2 separate regions of the Mus musculus genome follow, and region 1 is linked to region 2. Evidence: chromatin loops called from intact Hi-C (ENCODE). Cell type or tissue: left cerebral cortex. All regions are shown on one strand.

Region 1 (8,000 bases), 55 kb before region 2:
TAGCAGGCAAGTATTTACAGACATGTGACCAGGCCAGGGAGTTTGGAAATGGTATTCCCGTGGTGGCATTTGATAACTGGTCTGGCCTAGGGTGGAAAAAGATCTTGTGGTTTTCAGGTTTCTCAGAAATTCCCCTTTGGGAAATATGCTGAGGCTCAATATGTTACCTTTTCAGAAGACCACAGTTGCCACATCCTCAAAAAAAAGAAGCCTTTGTTTCCTCAGTACCCACATGGAGTTTACTCATGTCCACATTTGTGCCTCTGGGTTGTGGGGCCACCAAGAGGAGCCTTGTCTTGGCCAGGAAGATGAAGCTGTGTGGCAGGTCTCTGAAGGAGACTGAGAAAATCTGAGAATCTGTCACGCAAGAGCACCCGGGTCCTGGCAGCGAAACCCTTCATTGTGACTGTGTTGTGGCCTCACATAGCTCTTGTTTGTGGGTTAGAGAAATGACAATGATGTCCACACAGCCATGTTCTCTAGACGCTTGCCTGTAAGCCGCAGGGGGGTTCCGGGAGAAGCACAGGTACAGAGAGAGTATTTGCAAAAGGTGGTTTGAAAGACTGCAGGACATGAGGCTGTGTCTGTGCAGAAGGGCAGGAGCTGCGGGAGAAGATGGAGATTCGATATGAAGAGGCCATAGGCAGCACAGCTGCCCCTAAGTCCACCAAGATGAACTTGAAAATGTTTGCCGCAGCAGAACAGGTTGGCTGATGAAGGGAAATAACAAGCTTCCTGCCTGTGGGAGCTGGAGGGAGGGTGACACCCCCACCCTCCCAGGGTAAACACGCATGCTTGGGGACAACAGCACGGTCTTTCACAGCACTTCTGGTTCCAAGATTTTATATGTTCAGCATGCACAGTAAACTTAAGGTGTGTGTGTGTGTGTGTGTGTGCCTAATGTAGCTAACTAGCTAACTCTCCATTCCATGACTTGTCTTGGTGGCTTAATTACACATACAAAACAACATTTTTTGAGTTTATTTCTTAGGACTCAAAGCCACTTAGATATAACAGGTATAGGTTTTTCTTTTACTTTTCTTTCTGTCTGTCTGTCTTCCTTTCATTCATTCATTTATCCATTCATTCATCCAGTCAGTCATAAATATAATCCCCTATAGCAAAGACTTGAGTGCCAGAGGCAGGCTGGCTGTTTACCAACTCTGGTTTTTCTTGTCTTAGACTGTAGCCTGCACACACATTTCCCCAGCCTGCCTTGGTGGAGGTTTAGCCTGGTCTGTAAATATCAGCTACAGGGAACTGTGGTCCATCTCCAGTGATTGTCTCATGCTTTGATGGCTCCCTCCAGATACCTGGATGCTCCAGGGATGATGGGGCCACAGAGCAGCGGGAGCCAGGCTCTTTAAATCACAGCAAGGCAGAGCAGCTTTGGGCTGTCATGTGACCCTCTGTCTTGTGGCAGCTGTTATATACTTTTTATGTCTATTTACTATATCACCTAGTATAACCATTACTAATACATAAATTAAAAAATATGACCAGTATCTAATGTCTCCTGTTTGTAACCTGTTCCCTCCTATCATAGATAAGCACTTAGGTAACCTCAGTGACAGTCACTTTCATATTTGCTACACTGGTATCACTTACATGGATGTCCTCAGCCAATGTGGATTATTGCTTGCATTTTGGAATCTTTAGTGAGCTATGGTTATATGTTTATATATGTATGTGTTCTGAGTGGGCTCAAGAGCTGTGTGGCTGCTCTCGCCCAGCAGAATATGTTGATTTCAGTGCATGGTCCTGTCCCTGCCTCTTTAAGGGACTATTCTGTTACTTCCATTGTTCTGTCAAGTGTTTCATTGGATGAATATATCACAGTATGCTTGTTCATTTTGCCATAGAAGGTTTTCTTGTTTATTTATTTATTTTTAATTCTTTTTGGATGTGGCCATTATGAACAATATCGTGTTTGAACATGTTGTCTATATTTCAATCAGTGCTCATGTTCTCCTTATAAGTAGTGGAGTGGTTGGCTGCATGTGGACTGTCTTCAAGTCTATAAGAAAATGCCAAATAGTTTTCTTAAGTTGATGTTGGCCTTGTGTAAGAAATCCCATTACTCAGACACTGAAGTCTATACTTAATACTACCAGCATTAAGGACTGGCTTATACAATGGGTGTGTAATAAGGTCTTATTTAGGGCTTAGCTAGTATCCACTCATAAAGATTTAAAACATGATTCTTTATATCTGGGCCCCGTCATTTCTGTTTGTATTTGAGGTTGATCTGCAGCAGGTTGTGTTGGCTAGAAAGGACATTTGTTTTATAGTTAGCTGCCTGTGAGTTTTACCCAGAGAAGCCATAAAAAAAAAATTCAGTCTCATTTCTAGCACAGTGGTAGCCAAGAGTTTCTTTAACTTTCCAGTGGGTGGTTGTGCACTGTCTACCAGATGGAGCTGAGCACAGCATCCCTGAAGCTGAAGACGCTCTGTCATTGGAGCCTGCGGAGCACCCTTAACCTTTGACCCTTAGCTGTCTGCCTCACTCCTTTCATTCTCCTCCTCAGCTCAGAGACTCACAAATACTGTTCATGTGGAGGGACCGAGAACGTGTATTATACAACACCTACTATTGCAGAGTAGCATTAGAACAGGGCAGCCTATTGAAGTCAGTTGGCATTAGTGATCTCCTTTGTAACAAGCATGTTCCAAGCATTATTTCAGTGTGTTCTGTATACAGTTATTAGTGTTCTGTTGGAACAGGATCTCATCACGTTACCCAAGCTACCGTTGAACTCCCTGGATTCAAGAAATCTTTCTGCCCCAGTCTCCTAAGTGCTGGAACTGCAGGCATACGGCACTTTTCCTGGTTATAAAACTAACTAGATACTTGCATTAGAGAAATTGCTCACACTAAACCTTTGAAGTTGGTGCATATTTGCACTTAAGGCCCATCTCAATTCAAAGAGTGGCCACAGACAAGCACTTGTGGCCACACGTGGCTCTTGGCTATGAAAGTGTAGGCAGGTTAGAAACCGCTGTGCTGAGTGCCTTGTTTGTTATCCATCGGGAACACCTGGGGACCCCTCCACCTGACCTAGTAAAATAAAGTTTAAAGCTCGGAAAGAGCAAATGCAGTCTGTTGTCCAAACAGGATGTGACGACAGCCTATGAGGAAATGAGGAAGGTTATGAATCTGTCATGTTTGCTGGCATTTTAGAGTGGGCATGTCACTCAGGAAAACTCAGATGTGAATGCAGTAAGATATTCTCCTTAGAATCGGCCTGCTGGCTCTGGGAGGTCAAGGCGGTTAACGTAGGAAACAACATATTAATGCCCAGTGGTTTCTCTCATTCTGCAACTTATTTTTTGATTCATCAGCTATTTTCTGGTTTTTCTCTTAAAAAAGAAACCAACGCATGCACAGGTACACATCACATATTCAGGCAGTGCAGCTACTGCCCAAAGCCAAGGTGCACAAATGCCGTGGAGGAAACCACTATTATAGAAGAACCAGAGATACAGATAAAAGGCCAGCCACAGACTGACAGATGCTGTCTGTAAAACAGTGGATTCAAATAAAGACTTCTTAGTCACAAGGAAAATTAAACCTACTAGAAAAATATGAAAAGGATATCAAGTATAAGTTTAATGCCCAACAGATCTATTAAAAATATGGCATTTAAAAAAAAAGTAGTGAGATAAAAATCTCCTGTTCTCTAACTCGGCAAAAATGTGAAGTCTGGCAGTACCAGATGTTGCCAGGCATGTGGAACGGTGGCACTCGCTGCTGAGTGGGCGCCTGAGCAGGCCCAAGCTGCTTAGGAGAGCAATTTAGTGTCTGCAGTTCAGTGGAACATGTTTACCTGCGAGTCTACACCCACATAGTCACGCAACACAACAGTGTGCAACAGGCCAGTAAGCAAGGTGAAGTGTGTGTCTCACCAGAAACGAAGTGTTAGGAGTAGCTAACGGCAGGAGCTTAGGCATTTTTACCATTTAGAAAGTCAGACATTCCCAGTGGTACAGTATAGAAAATGCATAAAGGTGTGAAAACCCAGGGGAGTACTACAGACATTTTTAGACTGGTTGGATGTCTTGTGACGAACGGAGGAGACAGGGTTGGGAAGGAGTAGTTTGCCCAGGAGACTCCATTCCGGGCATAAGCTTGCACACACAGGGGCGTTTCAAGTCTTTCTTTGTTCCTTCTTTCATCTAATGCCTTGCTGTCTAGTTTTTCTAGGCTGCAGCATATGGAGTCAGAGGAGCCTATGGTTGGTACCACAGGCTCTGGCGTAGGAGCGCCTGGTGCTCACCCTGCTGGTGGCTGAGCTACCGCCACTAAGCCCAGTCAGATAGATATACAGAGACTCTATGGGGATGACAGTAACGTTAGCCTGTGCTACACAGCGGGCTTGTGTCAGTAGAGGCATGTGTTTAGTGAATGCGTGCGTATGCAAGACTGCTTGGCTCTTACTCTCTAACTTGTATTTCTTACTTATAATGCAGCTTGCTGATCATCTCCCATGTCAAAAAAAAAAAAAAAGGCAAATGACGTATGTCTTTTTAACCACATTAAAAACATTTAATTATATCCAATTTGTGCTTTATTTTTGTGACTTGTATGCTACATTCTTCTTTTGTGTGACTTTTTCTTTCTATTATCCTGTAAGAGTTTTTGGTATACATTTTTTTTTTTTTTTGAGACAGTCTCACTATGAAGCCCGGTCTACCCCGATCTTGACTCTCCTCCTGTCTCACTGCCTGGGTGGCTGGTAGGAGTGTATTTTAATATAGACTGACCCTTTGTCATGTGCCTTATAGAGATGCATACTTTTTTCCATTGTTACTTAGTGTGTTGTTTTTGTTGCATAGGAGCTTCAAGTTTTTATATAGGAAATAAATATTAAAATAAATTAAAATGAAATCCATTTTATTTATAAATTAGCATTGCTAAATTATTATTTGGATTAGATAAGGTATATTTGTTTACATTGTAGGTGCTAATTTTTACATCTAGTCAGGATAAGCTAGGGTTTGCGCAGTAACAAGCCATTCCTAAGAGGTGCAAAGAGCATCGTTTCTTCCATCCCTAAGACCAGTATCAAACATCATTTCCTTATCCCTCCATGGCTGGACATGGGTTGGCACAGAAACCTTTGCTCCTCATCATTTCTGGGACATGGCAGATAAAAAGGCAGCTCTGACCATGGTTGTTCTGGCCCTGAAGTAGTACTACCACTCCTGCTTCCAACCTCCCTCCATAAGAGTTGGGAGACAGTGTCTCACTGATGGAGAGACGTTTTCAGTTCCATTGGACATTGACATTTATAAAATGTCTTTGCTGTGCCGTCCAGTGTTCTTGTGTAGAGACTTTCTTTTCTGTGGTGTTGCAGTATTTTCCCACACTTATTCTTCGCCTCCTTTCCCCTGTTAAATAGTCTTAAGACCTTATATAATTTAAAAAAAAAGGCAATCTTTTCTTTTATAACGTCTGCGGTTTCTCTTTGGAAAAACTTATAAAATTCCTAATCACTTTTTATTTTGGGACATTAATACTTTCTTTGAATGTCCTTTAGTCAGTGTTGTCACTAGTACTTGGAAGTGGGACAAGGTCCTCAAAGTTTGTCCTTTGCATGCTGATGAAGACAAGCACTTTAAAGATAACTTCTTTGGTACGTCTCAAGCAAAGGCTTTTGTAAGTCTTTTTCTGTGCAGCAGATAAAAAAGGCTTCTCGAACTGTGTGAGTGAGGTTAGTGACTCAGTGCTAAACTAGCTGAGAAGGTTTCCTTCCCATCGTCCTGTGTCTTAGTTAGGGTTTCATTGCTGTGAACAGACACCATGACCAAGGCAGCTCTTATAAAGGACAACATTTAATTGAGGCTCGCTTACAGTTTTGGAGGTTCAGTCCATTATCATCATGGTGGGGAGCATGGCAGTGTATAGGCAGACTTTGGGCTGGAGGAGCCAAGAGGTCTACGTCTTAATCTGAAGGCAGCAAAAGGGGACTGTCTCATGGAGAGTAGCTTGGCATATACATAGCCTCAAACCTGTCTCTACCTTGACACACTTCCTCCACAAGGCCACATCTATTCCAACAGGGTCCCACCTAATAGTGCCACTTCCTAAGGGCCAAGCATTCAGACACATGAGACTATGGGGGCCATACCTATTCAAACCACCACATCCTGACTTCCTCCCATTTCCCACTTCCAAATGATCAGGTCACTGGAGCAGGATGTAGCGCTTCCTCTGTGTCGGGAGAGCTGGTTTCTAGAACCCCACCAGATAGGAGAATCTGGATGTTCAAGTCCCTTCCATAAAGTGTACAGCGTCTACCATTCAGTACACATTCTTCCATTCATTTAATTCATCCCGAGATGACCGGAAATACCTAGTAGACCATCAATGCTGTGTGAACAGTTGCTTCCCTGGACTTTTGGGAAATAGCAAGGGAAAGTTTCTACATGCTCAATACAGATATATTTTATTCAGGTATTTTCAACTTATGGCTGGTTGAATCTGAACAGTGTGCAAGTTGCAGATAGTGTGTGTGTGTGTGCATGCATGCGTGCGCTTGTGGGTATGTGTGTGTGCCTGTGGTGGCACCCATACAGAAAGGCACAGAGGTCAGAAGACAGTGTGCAGGTGTCAGTCTTCTCCTCCCAGCATGCGAGTTCTGGGTGCTAACTCATGTGGTGTGTGCCGAGTCCTGCTGCGCCACCTCACTCACCCCTCCTAGGACACGGGGTCATATTGGAAAGGATGGAGAAAGGGCCAGAGAGAGGCAGGAAAGGCAAAAGAAAAGAGAGCAGTAGAAATACAGACAAACCAACCCCGCAAAGCACATAGACCAAGATGGCCTAATTCTGTTTTACAGAGAAAGATAGATGGCAACTTTAGGCTTTAATAGTTTTAGAATACATTTAAGCACCATCAAGAGAGCTAGCTCCCCAAATGTCCCTCGACTTCCAGTGCCTATTGTAGTGCACACACACGCACACACCTACATATACAAAGAAAGAGAGAGAATAATATTTAAAAAGTAAAAGAAGAAAATAAAATCCTTTTATTCTGAACTTTTCTTTTAGAAGAAAGCATATATAAAAAGTTGACTGTACTAAGGCAAATATACACCAACTTTCTCTTTCTCCCCCTCCACCCTCCTCCCTCTCCCTCCCCCTCTCTCTCCTCTCCCCCTCTCCCTCTCTTTCTTCCTCTCTTTCTCTTTCTCTCTCTCTTTTCCTTTTCCTTTCCCTTTCCCTTTTTCTTTTTCTTTTTCTTTTTCTTTTTTTAGACAAGAGCTCATTGTGTAGCCAAGCTGGCCTCAGACAACTCCCAGTCCTTCTCCCTCAGGAGTGCTGGTGTTACTGTTGTGTGCCCCTGTACCAGGTGCCACATCAAATGCCTTGGGTCATGTCTGATATCTCTGTAAAGCAGCTTTATGTCTGCTGAGTGGGAAGGGATGGCCACACATGTAGAAGATATAGCACAACATTTCCCCACAAGCTGCTTGTCCCTATTGGTCTTGACATTGTCATCTTCCACAATGACTCTTGCCTTCTCTCACGGCTTAGCCAATCCTGACATCAGTTGCTCTGATTGGTCCACATGACCCCAACTGTCTTAGTAAGACCAGGTTCTTTTGGTCTTGGGGACTGTAAAGCAGCCTTATATATGGTCTCTACACACATCTTGATCTGTGCCTTCTAAGGCAGAGGTGTGTGTGTGTCTGTGTATGTGTGTTACAATGCCTTCTTTATTAAAACATCTCCAGTCTTTTGTATTTAATAGTTAAATGCCTAAATGTTATGCACAGTGGCCAAGCCGGGCTCCCCCATACCCTACAGGTACCCATTTGCCCTTACTTTTTTTTTTCCCTCAGTCTGCTCTTTCCCTTATTGGCCAGCACAGGCTCTCATTCTTAAGGGTTAGAGGACTCTGTACTAGACATTCTTTAAAAAAAAAAAATACAGTCTTGTGTGTCAAAAATTGTGGCTGTGCGCAGTGAGGGCTGTCCTCCCTGTCCTCTGTGGAA
Region 2 (8,000 bases):
ATGAGCATCCCCACTAATGCGGCTTATCTTTGTTTTGCAGATGTTGCTTTGTGTTTGCTTTGGGATACCTCTCAGTGTGTCAGATTACTAGAGTCTATATCTTTGATTATGGACAATATTCTGCTGATTTTTCAGGGTAAGATTAAAACTTGATTCAGTGACCTCTTTTATCTATTCTAACATAGTGGTTAAAAATACAGACTATAATTTCATTTAGTACGTCCAATGGAAAGCTGTTAAACATTTGTAATACTGAATAAGTCACAGAGATAACCTGAGCCTTTAAATTGCCTTGTATAAACGTTCTAAATATAGAGCAGTTAGACTCTTAACATGGCATTGTGGGATTGAAAGAAGTTTTTTAATCTAATAGGAATTTTTGCAAGCATTTATAAGTATTGAAGGCCACCCCCCTCCACCAGGTACTTTCTCTCTATTTAGCCCTCTCTCCTTCCTTTCTCTCCTTCCCTCCCTGCTCCCCTCCCTCCGGGGAGTAGTGGAACTCACTTCTGGCCTTTGTTTCTTCAGAGAGAATGCATTTCCCCCTTGGCACTGAGCAGCCTCCTTATCCTGTGAGGAAGGCAAAGGAGCACTGGGAGATAAGTGCAGTACCAGCTCCTGTCTTTGTAAAGAAACATGGGTCCTGCCGTGCGGGGTTCAGGTGGGCATCAGGACACTTCACACTTTACCTCACACCCCCGCAGCTTTCTCCCCTGAAGGAGAGGGGTTGCCTTTTCCAGTCTTGAGCCATCTGGGAAGTATCAAAATGCATAAAACATACAATTTGAAGATAAGCAAGTTAGGAAAGAAATCATATTTCTGGTGATAGAAATTGGCCAAGTTATTTGAGAAAAATTACCTGTAAAAGGGAGAATTTTAAAGGATAGAGTGTCTTTTCCTCCCTTATTCCTTCCTTCCTTACTCTATGTAAGGTAGATTTTATTATATTGATTTTAAAAATAAGCTCGAATGAAAGCAAGTTGTGTCCCCAAATAAGAAACAACACCAAGCCAAAACAGATGACATATGTGAAAGAAGAAAGGAAGAAAAAGGAAAGATAGAGAAACACTGGGCAGAAGTAGAGTGCAGGGATGAGGACCAGAGCAGCAGCTCATCTCTAAACACAGATGTTCCTACAGCATCAGCACATAGTGGGCTCGCTGTGAATCAGCACATAGTGGGCTCGCTGTGAATCAGAGGGAGTGGCCCAGCTCCCATGTTGTCACCATGGTGGGGTGAGGTTGGGAACCAGCTATGAACCAACCGATCAGAGTCTCTAGAAAGCGGACCCATGCTAAGAATAGCCGCTGAAAGCTGGCCATGCCAGACAGTAAATATTCACCCAGAGCTATGGATCCCAGCACCCAGGTTCTGTCTGCAGGTCCCAGGCATGTCAAGCAGTGAGAACCCTGAATCCTCCAGTCTGGGTGTCCCTATTCACTCCATATAAAGAGAGTTCCTTTCTCTCTCTTTTTAACTCTAGTACTTTAACCTAACCAAACTGATTGGGTTTTAGACCCTTCTGGGTCAGTATTAGTAGACGTCCTTGGGACTCGGACCTCACAGGACCCTCACAGTTGTTACTGTTTCACCTCCCTTATCTGCTACTCCAAACCCTTGCTACTTTCTACTCCCTTTACATAACATCTTTCTAGGCTATGTAGCACTCATAGGCTGTTGTCAAAACAACTGCCTTCACGGTGGATTAACATAAAGGTTTATTCTCACATTACAGTCCATCGGGGAGGGAGCCTCTGCTTCCCAGGCTGTGAGGAAGGAGGATGGGGGGGAGTAATGGGCCAGATCAGAGAGGGGGGAGGGGGAGGGGGAGGGTAATGATTTTTTCAAAGTTATTTATGATGTGACTTCAGCAGTATTTTGTTGAAATTGATAAATATTTCTGTATAATTTTAAATGTCTATAGGAAAAAAAACGGTGTAGCATTTTTAAGGTAGACCACCTGTTTATAATAATCCCAGTTAAGAGAATCATTTTTAACCACTGGAGGAAGCATTTGACCATGATTAGTAAACTAATAGAGATTGGATACAGAATTGAGCTAAGTGAAGCAAGCTTCCCCAGGCAGCTCGCAGCCAAAGAACTTGTTCTTTTTTTTTTCTTTAACCTGTTCACTTTTCACTTTACGTCCTGCTCACTGCCCCCTTCCTAGTAACCCCCTTCCCACGACCCTTTCCCCCATTTTGCCCTCTCCTTCTCCTCTTTTTAAAGTGGACCTCCTAGAAAAGAGCAGCCTATAGGCCAGTGCTCCCTGGTAAGGGACAAGGGGAGGGGACAGCAGGGGGTAGAAGAAGGGCCATCCTGTAGATTAGGACAAGTGTCATTGCTCTTCAAAGTGTGAGTGTCTGGAGGAAGCACAAGAAAGGGAGGCCTGGGCTCTTGCTGAGGAATTACGTTTTCATCTCTTGAATGAGACTAGAAGAGGGATGATGGAGTGGGATGAAGATGGAGTGGGAGAGTGGAGGGAGGCGAGAGAGAGTGGGTGAGTGTGTGTGTATATGTACAGATCCTTGTATAATGTTAGGTTCAGGATTTCTTCTGATAAAAGACTGTCCTATTATTAGAAGTTTCTAGTTGCAGAAAAGTTAGAAAGCCACTGAAGTCGTGAGGTCTCGCCTCAGCTTTAGAAACGCGATGCAAGAAAAGTAGGAAATGATTAGTATCTCTGTTGGAAATAACTTAAAGATGTAATAGGAAAAAAAGAAGAGCCTCTTTCAAAAGCAGCTGTGAAATGCCCAGGAATGTGTCTGAGATGAAATGGACTGGGCCTTGAAGATAGCTGTAAAATCTCACTTAGAGATCTGAACTTGAGAAACAGCCTGCCTGTATAAATACAGTGTTACCAGTAAGAAAGTGGATATGCAGAGTTGGTAACAAAAGTTTTATCTTATTGTGCTGAGGGTCATCACACAAAGTTCACAACTATGATCCTAAGCCTGTCTCCCCAGGTCTGCTCACATCTCAGCTGAAGGTCAGGTCCAGTATCTGACAGAAGGCTCTGATTTAAGTCAGGAGCCTAGGTGAGACTCTAGCCACAGGGCAGATCAAGGTGGGGTCTCTACACGTGTGCAGAGCGTTGCTCTTGGTCTCTGCTTGTATACTGTCCAGTGGACATCATGGGCCTGCATCTGGTTACCTTGAGTGAGTGATGTCACTGGGTTTGGGTTATCAGATACATCCTTGGGTAGTTGGACTCCTGACTAAGCTATTTTTATGTGTCTTAAAGGCATTTCTTACTATGCTTGTCCAAGATAGCCAAACCTACTAATTCTTCTCAAGTTATACTGGTACCTTAATGCAGTCATTTGCCTAGAGATGCTGAGTGTAGACTAAGTTTATAATCCCAATGACAATCCCCATGGGACACAGAGGCAGGAGGGTGGTCATAGGTTTGAGACCAGCATGGTCTACATAGCAAGTTCTAGGCCAGCTAGGGTACAGTAAGACCCTAAAAAGCCAACTCACAATGAAGTACAACCAAAAGAATAAATGCTTGAGAGCAGTGATCACCCTCCTCAGACAGCAAGGAGACCGCTTAGGCAATCGGGATAGATACTAGAAATAAGAAGAGCGCAGCAAGGCCAATGAGATGGCTCAGTGGGTAAAGGTGCTTGCTGCCAAGGCTGATGGCCTGGGTTTGATTCTCAGGGCCCACATGGGAGAATGAGATGCAGCTCCGATGCGCTGCCTCTAAGCCGATCTGCATGCCCTCCATCCCAATAAGTAAATACAGAAAATATGCAGAAGAGCAGTTGTGGGATCATAACTCAGTGGGGACATCCTGGCTTATTTCTTTAAATAACTATATTGGGCATTTGTGACGTGAAGAGGAAAGAAAGCCCTTGCCTCTTGTGAATGAATAAATTGCAGGAGGCAAGAACCGTGTTCTCGCTGGAATCAGATCTGTGTTGCTAAAAGGATCGCTCAATGTGTCCACCGCAAAACAGACACACAAGGGGGTGCGTGTGGAATAATTCCCATTCAAATCGAAGGCTGTGTCTTACAGCGAGGCATATAATATCAGCTGCTGAGTGGGTGTTGGCCTGCCAGCTGGTCTCCTGTGTCCCCTGGCTAAGGCTGACTGAGCATGCCCAATGCGTTTGGTAGGGCTTTTGTGGAAGCCTGTTCTTTTCGAGCAGAGGCAGGGACAGACGTGGCCTAAACGCTGCAGGTGTGATTGCCATTTTTGCCTCCCCATCTTGAGAAGCCTTATTGGAGTCCAGAGTCTAATTTTAGACATGTTTTTGTGTTCTGTGGAATGAGTCATGAAGGCCGCTAGCTGTTCTTTATAATCCTCCTCACACGGTGCCCAGTAACTGTGTGTAAATAGGGTGATGTGGAATAATCAGCCACGGGGGACTTTGCACCTCCAGCTCTGGGGGGGTCTTCCTGGGGGAGTGTCTCCCAGCCCTTGACCTACATTGGACTACAGGAAGCATCCTGTCTTGCTGCTCCTGCATTTGTCACCACAGGAGTAAACAAACTAGAGCCGCGGGGACTCTGTTGGCTGCTCCCTGCCCCGCCTGAGCTGAGTGGATTCTGGGGGCAGCATGGTAGAACGTATCAGGATCACCTCCTTCACTCCGGTCTGCAGACCCTGCCTGAATTGCTCCAGCCAGCATCCAGGCCACTCTCCTCTGCACCTTCTTCTCTCTGCACCTTGTTCTCCTGTGCCTTCTTCCTTTACCCTCCTGTTTGGAGCACCCTTGTTCAGACTTGGAGCATCTGCTTGTTCAAACCCCAGAGGAAATGATTGGGGTCTTCTCTCTCGGCTCTCTGAAGTCTCTGTCATCTAGACATTTATTCAAATATCACTCATTAAGGTAGCTGCGATAACTCCCCTTTATCCATGGGAGCTGGTTTAAACCACAGGGGACTCCACGTATCATGGCAATTAATCCTGTTTGTACTGTTTTTCTGTGTACACATAGCCACAGTAAGCCTGCACATTCACAGAAAGAAGCTGCTTCCCTTTGGCATGGCCGAGCCACTGTGTTTCCACTTCAGGGCTCTTGTTAAGTGCTACCCAGGCCCGGGCACTCGGGTACTGCGACAGTTGCTCTGATGGCTGAGACGGCTTCTACAGGGCTGATGGGTAACAGCATACTCAGCAGGGTGGGCCGGAGAAATAGTGATTTGTGACCACAGTGGAACAGAATGGAATCCACAAGGTGCTACTCACAGAAGCATAAAATGTAAAACAGGGGAGTGTTTCCAGAATTTTTCATTTTATGTGTTCAGACTGTGGTTGGCTGGAGACCATAAAAACTATGGAAAGCAAAACCGTGTGTGTGTATGTGTGTGTTGTGTATATGTGTGTGTGTGTGTTGTGTGTATGTGTGTGTGTTGTGTATATGTGTGTGTGGTGTGTGTGTATGAGCATGTGTGTGTATGTGTGTGTTGTGTGTGTGTATGTGTTGTGTGTGTATGTGTGTGTGTGGTGTGTGTGTGTATGAGCATGTGTGTGTGTTGTGTATATGTGTGTGTTGTGTATATGTGTGTTTTATGTGTGTATGAGCATGTGTGTGTATGTGTGTTGTGTGTGTGTGTTGTGTATATGTGTGTTTTGTGTGTGTATGAGCATGTGTGTGTATGTGTGTTGTGTGTGTGTATGTGTGTATATGTATGTGTGTGTATGTGTGTTGTGTGTCTGTATGAGCACATGTGTGTATGTGTGTGTATATGTGTGTGTATGAGCACATGTGTGTATGTGTGTGTATATGTGTGTTGTGTGTATATGTGTGTGTGTTGTGTGTGTGTACGAGCACATGTGTGTATGTGTGTGTATGTGTGTGTGTGTGAGTGTGTGTATGTCTGTGCACACCTGTGTATCTCTTGGTCCTGGCAGGAAGCATCTTCAGAAACAACACTTCCCATTTGGTTATTGTGCCCCTTCAACACCTTGTGCCTGAAGCAGTCTTCATATTTGGTAGGTGACGGTGTGACTGCATGACTGTGAGAGAGGTTCAGCTTTTGGAGGGCTGTGCTGTGTCTCAGGTGCTGTGTAAGGGACTGGCGATGTTACTTTATTTAATCCACATGGTTGTCACTATCCTTTCCACATTAGAGTCAGTACCTGCCTTGAGAAATATTAAAGAGTTCCCCCTTCCACTGCCACGGTAGAGGGCAGTCAGGATTTATGGGTTTGAAATTTTTAATTATGTTCTGTTAATTTGTGTGTGTGTGTGCACATGTTCGTGTGTGCATACATGTGCATGAACGTTAGAGAAGTACAGATTACAGATGGCAGGAGTCAGTTCTCTCCTCCTCCATGTGGGACCTGGGAACCAAACTCAGGGCATTAGACTTGGTGGCAGATTAACCACTGAGCCAAGTTGCTGGCCCATTTTGTGAATTTTGCTCCATATAGCCAGCTGGCTTGTTCCCCATGTTCCAATCCATTGTCTAATCAGCATCTTGCATAAAACACACTCAGTGTAGACTCCTGGATCTCTCACCTGTTGCTCTGGTGTCCCTTACCCTTGTCAGGAACCTTGGTAGCATCTGGTCTGAAACCCTGCCTCAGCTACACCAAATTGTCATCAAAACCCCCGCTGGCTTTAGAACACACCTGGGACTCGCTGCAGGTGGCTTGTTTTGGTCCTGCACTCCCCTGTCCACCTCCCCTGTCAACCTCCCTGCCCACCTCCTCTGTCTACCTCCCCTGCTCCCTTATCTCCACTTCTGCACCTTATGGTCTTTGCTCAGTCTTTTCACTGAGTGAGAAGAGTTCCCACTGAAACCCAGTCATCCTTATCTCTTGGTGGAAGGCACAGCCCTGAGAAGCCTGCCTCTGCCCTGTCCCCTCCTCACACTAGTCTCCTTGCTGCTCTTCCAAGGCCAGTCACACTTTCTTCTCCAGGCTGTGACCTTGGCTTCCTTTCCTCCTGGAATGCCCTTACCCCAGGCCGTCGAGCAGCCGAATCTCCATTCACATGTCACTTTGGGGTGCTGTTACCTCTCATCTGTGTTTCCCATCCCTCTCTCTGTTGTCTTGTGCAGCACTTGCAGATTGTATATCTACCTGGTCATCATTCTCTAGTCCTGTGGCAGCAAGAATGTGTGGTTCATTGTGTCTCTGGTGAAGTCAAAGCTTGGTGCTTTGTGGCTGTTAATTAAGTGTTCTGTTTCTGAGCGGGAGAGTAAGTAAATCAATGGTGACTCAGACTGGCCTGAGCTCTCACCCCAGTGCATTTGGTGTTGGGCAGGTGGGGCTTGTTTCATCTCCATCTTTATCTTATAGATAAAGAACACTTGTTTGCATAAAGGGGATTTGAGTGCAGGGACATAACAGCTTGCCTTTGTTGTTAGGTAACATGGCCTGGTAGCAAGTGGGTGCTTGTAGTTACTTGGGCATTAATACACAAGCATCATTGGAGTTCAGACATCTCTGAGAGATAGCAAGACAGTGCTAAAAGTATTCCTTTATCTTAAACCTCCCTTTTCTTGTAGTGTCGACTACAGTTGAGAATTTGGGACCAAATTATTCTATTCTGCTCTCATTCTTTGTAGAGAAATGTATAATATAATAATAATAATTATTATTACTATTATTATTGTTATTGTTATTATTATTGTAAATGTTCTCATCATTTTTTATATCAGAAAATATAGAGGGTTGTGTGTGTTGCTTTGTTCTTTTGTTTTTTAATGTTTTAGTTCAGGGGATGGAGATGTCTCAGAGTCTAAGAGTGCTTGCTGCTTTGCAGAGGACCCAGGTTCAATTCCTAACATCTACATGGTGGCACACAACCATCTGTAACTTCGTGACACCCCCTTCTAGTCTTTACAGGCACTGCATGCACATGGTACACATACACACATACAGACACTCATATGTGCAAGATAAAAATAAGTTTAAAATTTTCCTTCATTGAAAGGAGTATCTTTGTGTTAACCGAAGCTGTTCCAATGACCAGAGTCGTGGAAGTCTCTTTCCTGCGTCCCCAGTTGTCTTTCACGGAGACAGTGATGTTGTCACA

The links. Hi-C counts contacts between places; a loop is a spot of excess contacts. Peaks named below come from ENCODE experiments on the same cell type or tissue, not always from the same donor. Only the 100,000 strongest peaks of a DNase experiment are listed, where the experiment ranks them.
Region 1: a loop joins it to region 2, with 12 times the contacts of the local background. A loop is called at or near these places in 4 of 42 quality-filtered maps.

What each region holds. Positions count from the first base shown.
Region 1 is chr12:24,868,679-24,876,678 of GRCm38, forward strand. The region is part of intron 1 of Mboat2 (membrane bound O-acyltransferase domain containing 2); the gene reads left to right. Among named protein-coding and RNA genes, the nearest start is that of Mboat2, 41 kb to the left of the region's middle. In left cerebral cortex, a CTCF peak has its summit at 4,279; DNase peaks (open chromatin) are centred at 2,396, 3,778, 4,102 and 4,199; H3K27ac peaks cover 2,745 bases.
Region 2 is chr12:24,924,159-24,932,158 of GRCm38, forward strand. Mboat2 (membrane bound O-acyltransferase domain containing 2) reads left to right here. Exons shown (of 13, transcript NM_026037.3): 4 at 41-136. Among named protein-coding and RNA genes, the nearest start is that of Kidins220, 47 kb to the right of the region's middle. In left cerebral cortex, no CTCF peak of the experiment used is centred here; DNase peaks (open chromatin) are centred at 2,519, 4,112 and 5,089; H3K27ac peaks cover 1,815 bases.